Linked DNA regions of Homo sapiens: region 1 is linked to region 2. A link is an interaction called in ENCODE POLR2A ChIA-PET data of the cell type or tissue named here. Cell type or tissue: MCF 10A. All regions are shown on one strand. Links, peaks and the distances in the headings refer to the core of each region. The heading gives the core; the rest is flanking DNA. Region 1 overlaps KCNN3 (potassium calcium-activated channel subfamily N member 3). Region 2 holds the start of RXFP4 (relaxin family peptide/INSL5 receptor 4).

Region 1 (5,371 bases), core at 299-5,298, 1.1 Mb before region 2:
CCTGAGAGGCACCAAATACTCCCCTGCCTTCCTGAACTGACTCCACGGAGCACAGCCCACGCCGCCAAACCCGTCAGCATCCACTCGCATCACCCCACAGCCTCCTGTGAGCCAGCCACCTTCACGTGCTTTTTAGTTATTTTATTTAACAAATACTTAACACAGCGTTTACTAGGTTCCGGGTGCTAGTCTCAATGACTTACACATACTAGCTTCTTTACTCCTCATAGCAGCCCTTTTGTGGTGGGCCTTATTATTGAAAGATGAGGAAACTGAGGCATGAAGAGATTAAGTGACATGCCCAAGGTCACACAGCTGGTAAGTGGTTTACTCAGACCCAGGCAGTCTGGCCCCAGAGTCCACGTACACTCATTTCTTATTGCTGCTGTAACACATTACTTAAAACAACACAGATTTATTATATTACAGCTCCGGAGGCCAGATGTGTGGAATCAGTTTCACTAGACTAACGTGGAGGTTGTCCGCAGGGCTGGCTCCTTCCCGAAGATCAGGCGGGGGAATCCGTTTCCTTGCTTTTCCAGCTTCCAGAGAGGGCCTGCCTTCCCTGCCTCGTAGCCTCTTCTCCCACCACTCCAGCCTCCTGCTTCACCATCACTCGTCCTGCTTCCTCTTCGGTAGCTTCCTCTGCCTCCCTTTTCACAAAGACACTTGTGATTACGTTTAGATCCCACCTGGATAACCCAGGATACTCTCCTCCATCTCAAGATCCTTCATTTAACCACATCCTGCAAAGTCCCTTTTGCCAGGATATCCAGGGATTAGGAGCTGGATATTTTGGCAGGGTGGTGGTCGGTGGGGCAGGGGGGGGCATTATGATTCAGCCTACCACATTATGCTTTTGACCATTGTGCTAAATCTAGTTTAATCTTCCTAACAATCCTAGGAAGACGTTGTCATTATTTCTATTTTACAGATTTGAAGACTAGGGCTCCAAGACGTCAGCTGAACTGCCAAGTGTCACCCAGGTAGTAAATGGCACAGCTGGGACAGGAACCAAGAAGTGAATGACTTGCTCCTTCACACCTGCCCTGCCATCGGAGAGGCGGCACTCAGGACAGGCAGGGCCTTGGGGGATTCCGAAGGAGGTGCTGCTTTTGTTACTCTCTAGACTGAGCCCTCCTGACATCCTAAGCCCACTGAAAACCTGATGCGAGCTATGAATTTGCTTTCCCTAGAACAAGAAGCATTTACAGAAACACACCATGTATTGCAGCTAGTTTCTGGGAGTTCACGGGCCCCAGGTTAGGAATGCTTGCTTTTTTTGTTTGTTTGTTTGTTTGTTTGTTTGTTTTGAGAGACAGAGTCTCGCTCTGTCGCCCAGGCTGGAGGAGTGCAGTGGTGCGATCTTGGCTCACTGCAACCTCTGCCTCCTGGGTTCAAGCAATTCTCCTGCCTCAGCTTCCCAAGTGGCTGGGACTACAGGCATGCACTACAATGCCCAGCTAATTTTTTGCATTTTTTAGTAGAGAAATGAGGATTCGCTACATATATGGCAACATATATGTTGGCCAGGCTGGTCTCGAACTCCTGATCTCAGGTGATCTGCCCGCCTCGGCCTCCCAAAGTGCTGGGATTACAGGCGTGAGCCACCATGCCCAGCCAAGAACACTTGCTTTTAAAAGCAGAGTATCAAAGGGATGTTTGCACACCCATGTTCATTGCAGCATTACAGATACTCCTTAACTTATGATGGGTCACGTCCTGATGAGCCCGTTGTAAATTGAAAATATTGTAAGTAGAAAATGCATTTAATACACCTAACCTACCGAATGTCACAGCTTAACCTAGCCTGCCTTGTGTGCTCAGAACACTTACATTAGCCTACATTTGAGCAAAATCATCTATCACAAAGCCTATTTTATAATAAAGCATTGAATATCTCATGTGATTTACTGAACACTGTAAACGGTAGAGTACTGTATCAGTTGCTGACCCTCGTGATCACAGGGCTGACCGGGGCTCTCTGCCGCTGCCCAACATCACAAGAGAATATCATGCCGCATACCACTAGCCCAGGAAAAGATCAAAATTCAAAATTCAAAGTACAGTTCCTGCTGAATGTGTGTTGCTTTCACACCATCATAAAGTCGACAAATCTTAAGTCAAATCATCGTTAAATCTGGGACTATCTCTCTCTGTAGGATTCGGTACTATCTGCAGTTTTAGACATCCACCAGGGATCTTGGAACACATCCCCCATGTATATACTGTACAGAATTTCAGGTTTGCAGGAGACAAGAGTTCTGGAGATTGTTTGCACATCAATATGAGTAAACATAACATCACTGAACTATATACTTAAAAATGGTTAGGATGAGGCCAAGTGTGGTGGCTCACGCCTGTAATCCCAGCACTTTGGGAGGCCGAGGTGAGTGGATCACCTGAGGTCAGGAGTTCGAGACCAGCCTGGCCAACATGGTAAAACCCCATCTCTACTAAAAATACAAAAATTAGCTGGGCATGGTGGTGCATGTCTGTAATCCCAGCTACTAGGGAGGCTGAGGCAGGAGAATCACTTGAACCTGGGAGGCAGAGGTTGCAGCGAGTCAAGATCGCACCACCGCACTCCAGCCTGGGTGACAGAGTGAGACTCCATCTCAAAAAAAAAAAAAAAAAACAAGTTAGGATGGTATTTTATATTACGTGTATCATACCACTTTTTTTTTTTTTTTCTCAAAAAGACTGCTCTAAACTGAGAGCTCTTGCAGAGCAAAGACCACATCAGGTACATTCTTGCGGCTGGTGCTGGGGAGGAGCTCAACAGATGTCTGCCCGCGACAGCTCAGCAGGTGGGATGGGTGATCGGCTGCCTCCCGCTGGCTGTGGCTAACACTTCTAGAAGCCCTGCACACCGGAGAGTAAGCAACCAGCCCAAGCCTGGCTAAAACCAAAAACAATAAAAAGCCTCGAGAACTGAGAATGTGGAGGAGGAAGACAGGACAAAAATAAATCCAGTCACTGCTGTGGTCAAGAAGAGGTGGCTTTCACCCATTCCTCAAAGGAACCTCGAAAGGGAACGAAAGGCCCCGATGTTAATTTTAGAAATAGCTTGAAGCCCTGTCCAACTTGAGAGTGACTCTGTGCCTCTTCCACAGCTTAAAGTACCTGGACTTTTTGACAGTTGTGCTCCTCTGCTGCCAAATGAATGGGGGTTGTAATCCACTTGAGGATCTTTTAAACTTCACTGCTGTTTGTATGAATTTGGAAGGAAAAACCAAACCTCCTCTGAGAGCTGACTCACGTCCCTTTGGGCATTGTGCCAGGCCCTCAGAAATCACCTCATCTGCCAACCCATCTATAATACCCTGTCTGTAAAAGCATCCTTCTGCTTCCACTGGCCAGGAAGATCGCAAAGGAAACCATGTAATTGCAAGAAAAGCCAAGTCAGAGAGGCAGGTGACACGTGTTTTATGACCAATGAGGGGCAAAGCCATAGAAAGTTCAGAACTGAGAGTGGGTGGGAGCATAAATCCTGTTGCCATTGTGGTAAAAATGGGTGGCACTCACTGTGGGAACCTTGAAAGGGAACAGAGTGCCACGATGCTGCTTTGCAGAGGGTCAGGTGGTCACACAGCATCCTGGGGTGGTTTATTCCCTCCGGGTCTCCCCCGTCTGCCATGTTCCAACAACCATCCCAGATCCTCCTCCCTCTAATTGGGATCATATTAAATAGCCTTTCCACCAGTGACAGAAGGAGGTGGGCTCTTAGTGGAGCCCACTCTGTAAATATAGAGTAACAACAGGAATCAGAATGTTCCACTGGAAACAGGTGGGACTTGTCCTCCCCATACAGACTATAGAAGATGTTTACAGGACTTTCTGCAACCATCCTCATCAAGTATAATCCCAGAAAAGTAACAGCAAGCTGATGGGTTTATTCAGGTAATATCCAGGAGACATATTTCTCTTTAAAAGGAAAAGGAATTTGCATGTTTTGTTATGGCCATCCCTTATTCCAGTTTAACTGGTCCCTAAGAGGCTCTAACTACAGCAAGAGGGATTTTGGTTAGAGAGATTGTCAAACCTTGAAGAAGGGTAGAGACGGAAAGAGAGAGAATTTGAGGGAAGATTCCTCCCAGGGAAATGTTTTCAAAATGAAATCTGGACCTATTCATGTGGGAGAGAATGCCCACCCCAGAAGCAGGGGATTGACCTATATGGGCTCCGAAGTTCTTTTCATGCTGTTTCCATTGAGCTGCCTTCCCTTGCCTGTGATGCAGGCAGAAGTTTGATTTTTTTTCTATCCCTGAAGGTGTTGGCAAAACAGAAAGTTTCTCTCCTTCAGCCAGGTCTCAGGCAACTTCTAGTGTGTATTTCCCCACCCTTTTCATTTCCCAGCCAGAGAAAGGGGAGTTCCTTTAGTTGTGGTCCTCGGTTCTGTACCAAGAGCAGGAAGCTCCTAACCCCAAACCATCGCACTCAGGAATATTCTCACCACAAACACCTAGAAGCCAATCTTTCCACTCCAAATGGAGATGGACAGGTCAATCAGAAAGAACGGGCTATTGAAAAGCTGTAATAAATCATGTGCCAAGTGAGGTGTCAGACATGCAAACCAGGGAATACAAAGTCAGAGAGTTGTAAATGAAGTAGTGGGTTGAAGAGCTAGCAGTGGCCTGGTTCTCTCTGCCCACAGCAAAGGCCCAGAGCCAGCTTGTGCACCACCCCTCCTCTTGGCCAGGAAGGTACCCAAATGTCTGTTCCTTGGTAAGAGGCTGACCCTGAAAAGTTTACACCTGGAGTTTCATCCCTGTATCTTAAAGCAAATGGGGTGATGGGGAGGGATGTCGGGGGCATGGGAGGGTGGCAGACCCCAATGCAGCCTAGAGACAAAGCCACCAGGCTTGGGAATTAACAGACTCCATTTAAAAGTTATAAACCACCTAAAAGGATTACCATTAATGACAGTGATTAATGCAAACTGCAAAGTAGCAATAAATCATTAATTATACTTTCAATTTTTAAAAACTCCAACAAATCAATATTAAATCTTACAGAACTTATTCACTATGCTGGGGACTGTTACCCAACTGTTGTGGGGGGAAAGGCAGAAATAGAACACAAAAAGCCTGCAGTGAAATACCTCTAAGAATGGCTGGAGTAGTTAACTTAGCTTGACTTGACCTCGTTAACGTAGTTGACTAAGCTGACTTAGTCAAGGAATACTAAAGACCTGCAGTTGGAAACCCGACCTGCCCCAGATCTCCAAAGTCAGTGTGGAGGCGGATTCATTCCAGGGTTTGCACATAATCTGGGTGGGAGAGCATCCGTCATTCCATCACACTGGATCCTTTCCCCCATGCATGCCTTTGTTCCTCACTGATGCATCCAGCCCTCGAATGTGCACAGC
Region 2 (5,359 bases), core at 1-5,000:
TATCAAAAAGAATAATGGAGCAGCTATTCAAAAAGAATAATGGAGCAGCTATTCAAAAAGAATTAGAGTGTATAGCCCCATTTCTAGCCCCTATGAGGCCTGGCTATACTTTGTGCCATGTGCTTGGATTGCCATGAGGTTACCCAGTGTTTTTTTGTTTTTTGTGGGTTTTTTTTTTTTTTTGAGACGGGGGTCTCACTCTGTCACCCAGGCTGGAGTGCGGTGGCATGATCACAGCTCACTCCAGCTTTGACCTCCCAGTCTCAGGTGATCCTCCCACATCACAGGTGCCCGCCACCACGCCCAGCTAATTTTTTGTTGTTGTTGTTTTGTATTTTTAGTAGAGTAGCTGGAACCAAGTAGCTGGAACCACAGGCATGAACCACCATGCCTGGCTAATTTTTTGTTATCTTTTGTAGAGATGGGGTTTTGCCATGTTGCCCAGACTGGTCTTGAATTACTGGGCTCAAGCAATCCATTCGCCTCAGCCTCCCAAAGTGTCACCATGACCAGCTGATTTTTTTTTTTTTTTTTTTTTGAGACGGAGTCTCACTCTGTCGCCCAGGCTGGAGTGCAGTGGCACGATCTCGGCTCACTGCAAGCTCCACCTCCCGGGTTCATACCATTCTCCTGCCTCAGCCTCCCGAGTAGCTGGGACTACAGGCACCTGCCACCACACCCGGCTAATTTTTGTATTTTTTTTTTTTAGAGATGGGGTTTCACCATGTTAGCCAGGATGGTCTCGATCTCCTGACATGCCTGTAATCCCAGCACTTTGGGAGGCCAAGGCAGGAGGATCACCTGAGGTCATTTCAAGAATATTTTTGATGCTAGGCGTGGTGGCTTATGGCTGTAATCCCAGCACTTTGGGAGGGTGAGGTGAGAGGGTTGCTTGAGCCCAGGAGTTCAAGACAATCCTGGGCAACATAGGGATACCCCATCTCTCCTAAAAATACAAAAATTAGCCTGTGTGGTAGCACATTCCTGTGGCTGAGGTAGGAGGATCACCTGAGCCTGGGGAGGTCGAGGCACTGAGCCAAGATTGTGCCACTGCACTCCAGCCTGGGTGACAGAGTGAGACCTCTTCTCAACCAAAAAAAAAAGAAAAAAAGAAAAAAAATTTTTTTTTTTTTTTGAGATGGAGTCTCGCTCTGTCGCCCAGGCTGGAGTGCAGTGGTGTGATCTCAGCTCACCAAAATCTCTGCCTCCCGGGTTCAAGTGATTCTCCTGCCTCAGCCTCCCGAGTAGCTGTGATTACAGGCACTCGCCACCACGCGCCACTAATTTTGTATTTTTAGTAGAGACGGGCTTTCCCCATGTTGGTCAGGCTGGTCTTGAACTCCCGACCTCAGGTGATTCGCTCACCTCGGCCTCCCAAAGTGCTGGGATTACAGGCATGAGCCACCTCGTCTGGCCAAGCAGTTATCTTAATTGCCAGATTAGCAGGGTGATTCTGGGTGGGCAGAGGAGTAGACATGGCCCCGAGAGACAGTGATGACACAGTCACACAGGAGCAGCCATGAGGCCAGAAGGTAGCCTGTGGGGCTCACCTGACCTTGGGCTGGGCACTCCCCTTCTGCCACCCCCTTTATACTCATCCCTGGTTCGAAAGCCCCAACATGTTGGCACCCAGCCTGTATCACTCTCACCTCTGGGTTTCTCCTATGTGTTCACAAGCCCACTGCTGATTTATTGTCGCAAAGGGCCCCTCTCTTCCCTCAGCACTCCAAAGGAACTGAACATCGAACGTTATCTTAATTAGCTGGCAGAGGGCAAGAAGGGGCTGAATATATTGGAATCCTTGAGAAAGCCTTACTCTTTTACCTATCCACCTCCTGCCTTCTCTTTGTCCCCACCTCAGCTCCTTCTGCAGTAGGTAGAGATGTAGGCAATGAAAGGGGAGGGCCCAATGAAGCATTTTTTTTTTCCAGTTATGATTGAGATCATGGGGAGACAGGATGAGGTGTGGTGAGGGCGTATCTCAGGATCCTTAGCTCTGACATGGGGTTTGCAGGAGAGAGTAGGGGGACCGCTGAGCTCTGTCCACAGACTAGAGCAGGAAAGGGGGGAAAGGCGGCGATAGAGGTTAGCAGGAATGTTTAATTATCAGGAGCAGGAACAGAACTGAGGGCATGCCCAGGTCCACACAGGCCCTCATAGGCCCAGTGTTCCCAGTGGGGAGGAAACAGGAAGCTGTGACTTCCTCTCTCTTTTCCCTCCCTGCTCTTAGCCTCAAGGTCACTGCTGCTGAGATGAATTCCAACCTGTTTTAGTTGGCACTGTTCCCTGGGCATGGTAATAGCCTCTCAGTACCCTTCTGCCACAAACACCCCAAACTTCTCCTTTGAAATAATATTCATACAAATTGCTATTTCACATGTGTTCTCTCATTGCATCATGCCACTCCTGTGAAGCAGACTTACCTGAAAATTTTAAGCAAGAAAACAGGCTTAGGGGAGTAAAGTAACTCTCCCAGTCACACGGCTAGTGAGCAGCAGGTCTGGGACTCCGCAGCCTCCGCTCTTTCCTCTCTTGGACACCCATGCTGATTCCCTGCCTCTATGCCACCTCCCAGGCCCCTTGCTTTGGGCCCCAAGGGAACACTTTCTGCAGAGGAGGGAGGCCTCTGCACTGTTAGGAACAGAGGCAGCTCTAGTTTGGTTCCTGTCATCTCTGGGACAGGGAACCTCCAGCTCTCTCCCTGGGGTGGAGGCTTGGGGCTGCCCTCCATAGCGGGGTAACTCTCCCTTCTCCCCTCCCTCTCTGCCATTTAGAGCCCCTCTTACAGGCGGGCGCATGCACATATACCCTGGCATTCAGGCTGTGCCTCGCCCTGCCCCACCTACCACCAATCTTGACCAACAGGAAGGTGGTGGGTTGTCCTTTCCACACCCCTCCCTCTGAGGTGTGGGCGTGGGCCAGGGCTCACCAGAGGCCCCAGAGAAGCACTTAATTCTACAGCCTCCTTCCTAGAGCCTTCAGTGGCCTCTGCCAGTCTGGCAGACACTTGCAGACCTCTCTTCTCAGCACCACCAATCTCTGATGCCCTGCGATGCCCACACTCAATACTTCTGCCTCTCCACCCACATTCTTCTGGGCCAATGCCTCCGGAGGCAGTGTGCTGAGTGCTGATGATGCTCCGATGCCTGTCAAATTCCTAGCCCTGAGGCTCATGGTTGCCCTGGCCTATGGGCTTGTGGGGGCCATTGGCTTGCTGGGAAATTTGGCGGTGCTGTGGGTACTGAGTAACTGTGCCCGGAGAGCCCCTGGCCCACCTTCAGACACCTTCGTCTTCAACCTGGCTCTGGCGGACCTGGGACTGGCACTCACTCTCCCCTTTTGGGCAGCCGAGTCGGCACTGGACTTTCACTGGCCCTTCGGAGGTGCCCTCTGCAAGATGGTTCTGACGGCCACTGTCCTCAACGTCTATGCCAGCATCTTCCTCATCACAGCGCTGAGCGTTGCTCGCTACTGGGTGGTGGCCATGGCTGCGGGGCCAGGCACCCACCTCTCACTCTTCTGGGCCCGAATAGCCACCCTGGCAGTGTGGGCGGCGGCTGCCCTGGTGACGGTGCCCACAGCTGTCTTCGGGGTGGAGGGTGAGGTGTGTGGTGTGCGCCTTTGCCTGCTGCGTTTCCCCAGCAGGTACTGGCTGGGGGCCTACCAGCTGCAGAGGGTGGTGCTGGCTTTCATGGTGCCCTTGGGCGTCATCACCACCAGCTACCTGCTGCTGCTGGCCTTCCTGCAGCGGCGGCAACGGCGGCGGCAGGACAGCAGGGTCGTGGCCCGCTCTGTCCGCATCCTGGTGGCTTCCTTCTTCCTCTGCTGGTTTCCCAACCATGTGGTCACTCTCTGGGGTGTCCTGGTGAAGTTTGACCTGGTGCCCTGGAACAGTACTTTCTATACTATCCAGACGTATGTCTTCCCTGTCACTACTTGCTTGGCACACAGCAATAGCTGCCTCAACCCTGTGCTGTACTGTCTCCTGAGGCGGGAGCCCCGGCAGGCTCTGGCAGGCACCTTCAGGGATCTGCGGTTGAGGCTGTGGCCCCAGGGCGGAGGCTGGGTGCAACAGGTGGCCCTAAAGCAGGTAGGCAGGCGGTGGGTCGCAAGCAACCCCCGGGAGAGCCGCCCTTCTACCCTGCTCACCAACCTGGACAGAGGGACACCCGGGTGAAGGGCGCAAGCTGAACACACTCCTCTTTCTGAGATCCACCAAGTGTAGGATCCTTGAGTCCTGGGGAGAAGCTGCCCTCTCTGCCAGGCTGCAGTGCCCTCAGGGAAAAGTCTGATCTTTGATCCCCAACTCTGGGTGTGGTGAATGGGGGAGGCGGGGGCTCAGATCAGAGCTGGATGTGACAAAGCTTAAGTCTTTATTTGGAGATGGGAAAGAAGAGGATCTGAGAATAAACCTCTGGATTATCCACAAATTGTCTTGACCTTTTATCCCAGTTCCACCTCCAGTTCAGTATGGAACAAAAGGATTCGTTGCTCCATTTCTGCTTTCTGCAAGAATACCTAGGAAAACTTCCCTAAGGGTTCTAGGCTAATGAATCAGAGGTCAGTGCCCATCTCTCTCTGTACCCACCCCCCACCTCAAAACAGGGTATCCCTTGTCTTTCTCCGGTATCAAGGCCAAAAATGCCAGCTTCCCCTGTCCTCACCTTACCATCTCAGTGGTGACCACTGAAACTTGCTGCCTGCAGAGGCCTCAGCTGCAAAAGCTGTAGTTCCCTTGAAGGGATGCCAGGTGTGGGGTATTGCTGGAATTTCCAGCACCTGCCAGGCCCTGGGTGTAAAACCCTGGTGCTGACGGGAGTGCCTGTGTGTCTCCCTTTAAATCAGGATTTGAAAGAAGTGAAGATAATGACAAGTCAAAGACATGGGTGGGGTGAAGGGAGGTGAGCGATTAAAGAGGGGAGGGGGCTGGGAGAACAGGCTGCAGGTAGAGCCAGAAAAGCAGAGACCTCAGAAAGTGGTGCTAGTCCTCCCTGCCCCAAATGCAAAGCCCAGAGTATCAATTTGAGTGTCAGAGCACCTGGATTCACAGCTTTACCTCCAGCAAATTACTTTACCTCTTTGTACCTCACTGTTCTCAACTGTAAAATGGGCTACTAAAGATTTAACAGTGAAATATACTGTTAGCTATTATTCTTGTTTGTTTGTTTGTTTGTTTGAGACAGAGTCTCGTTCTGTCGCCCAGGCTGGAGTGCAGTGGTGTGATCTCAGCTCACTGCAACCTCCGCTTCCCGGGTTCAAGCGATTCTCCTGCCTCAGCCTCCCGAGTAGCTGGGACTACAGGCTCCCGCTACCATGCCTGGCCAATTTTTTGTAATTTTTAATAGAGACAGAGTTTCAC

What was found. ChIA-PET counts read pairs that join two places held together with the same protein. Peaks named below come from ENCODE experiments on the same cell type or tissue, not always from the same donor. Only the 100,000 strongest peaks of a DNase experiment are listed, where the experiment ranks them.
Region 1: POLR2A ChIA-PET joins it to region 2 with 5 read pairs; 1 of 35 experiments calls an interaction of 5 or more read pairs at or near these places.

Annotation. Positions count from the first base shown.
Region 1 is chr1:154,788,609-154,793,979 of GRCh38, forward strand. All of the region lies in intron 2 of KCNN3 (potassium calcium-activated channel subfamily N member 3), which reads right to left. Among named protein-coding and RNA genes, the nearest start is that of KCNN3, 79 kb to the right of the region's middle. RefSeq lists an enhancer at 2,857-3,166. In MCF 10A, for the core only: no CTCF peak of the experiment used is centred there; a DNase peak (open chromatin) is centred at 3,283.
Region 2 is chr1:155,938,658-155,944,016 of GRCh38, forward strand. RXFP4 (relaxin family peptide/INSL5 receptor 4) reads left to right here and starts at 2,981. Exons shown (of 1, transcript NM_181885.3): 1 at 2,981-4,430. The coding sequence starts at 3,053. The coding sequence ends at 4,177. RefSeq lists a silencer at 2,421-2,715 and an enhancer at 3,035-3,534. In MCF 10A, for the core only: no CTCF peak of the experiment used is centred there; DNase peaks (open chromatin) are centred at 2,254 and 2,904.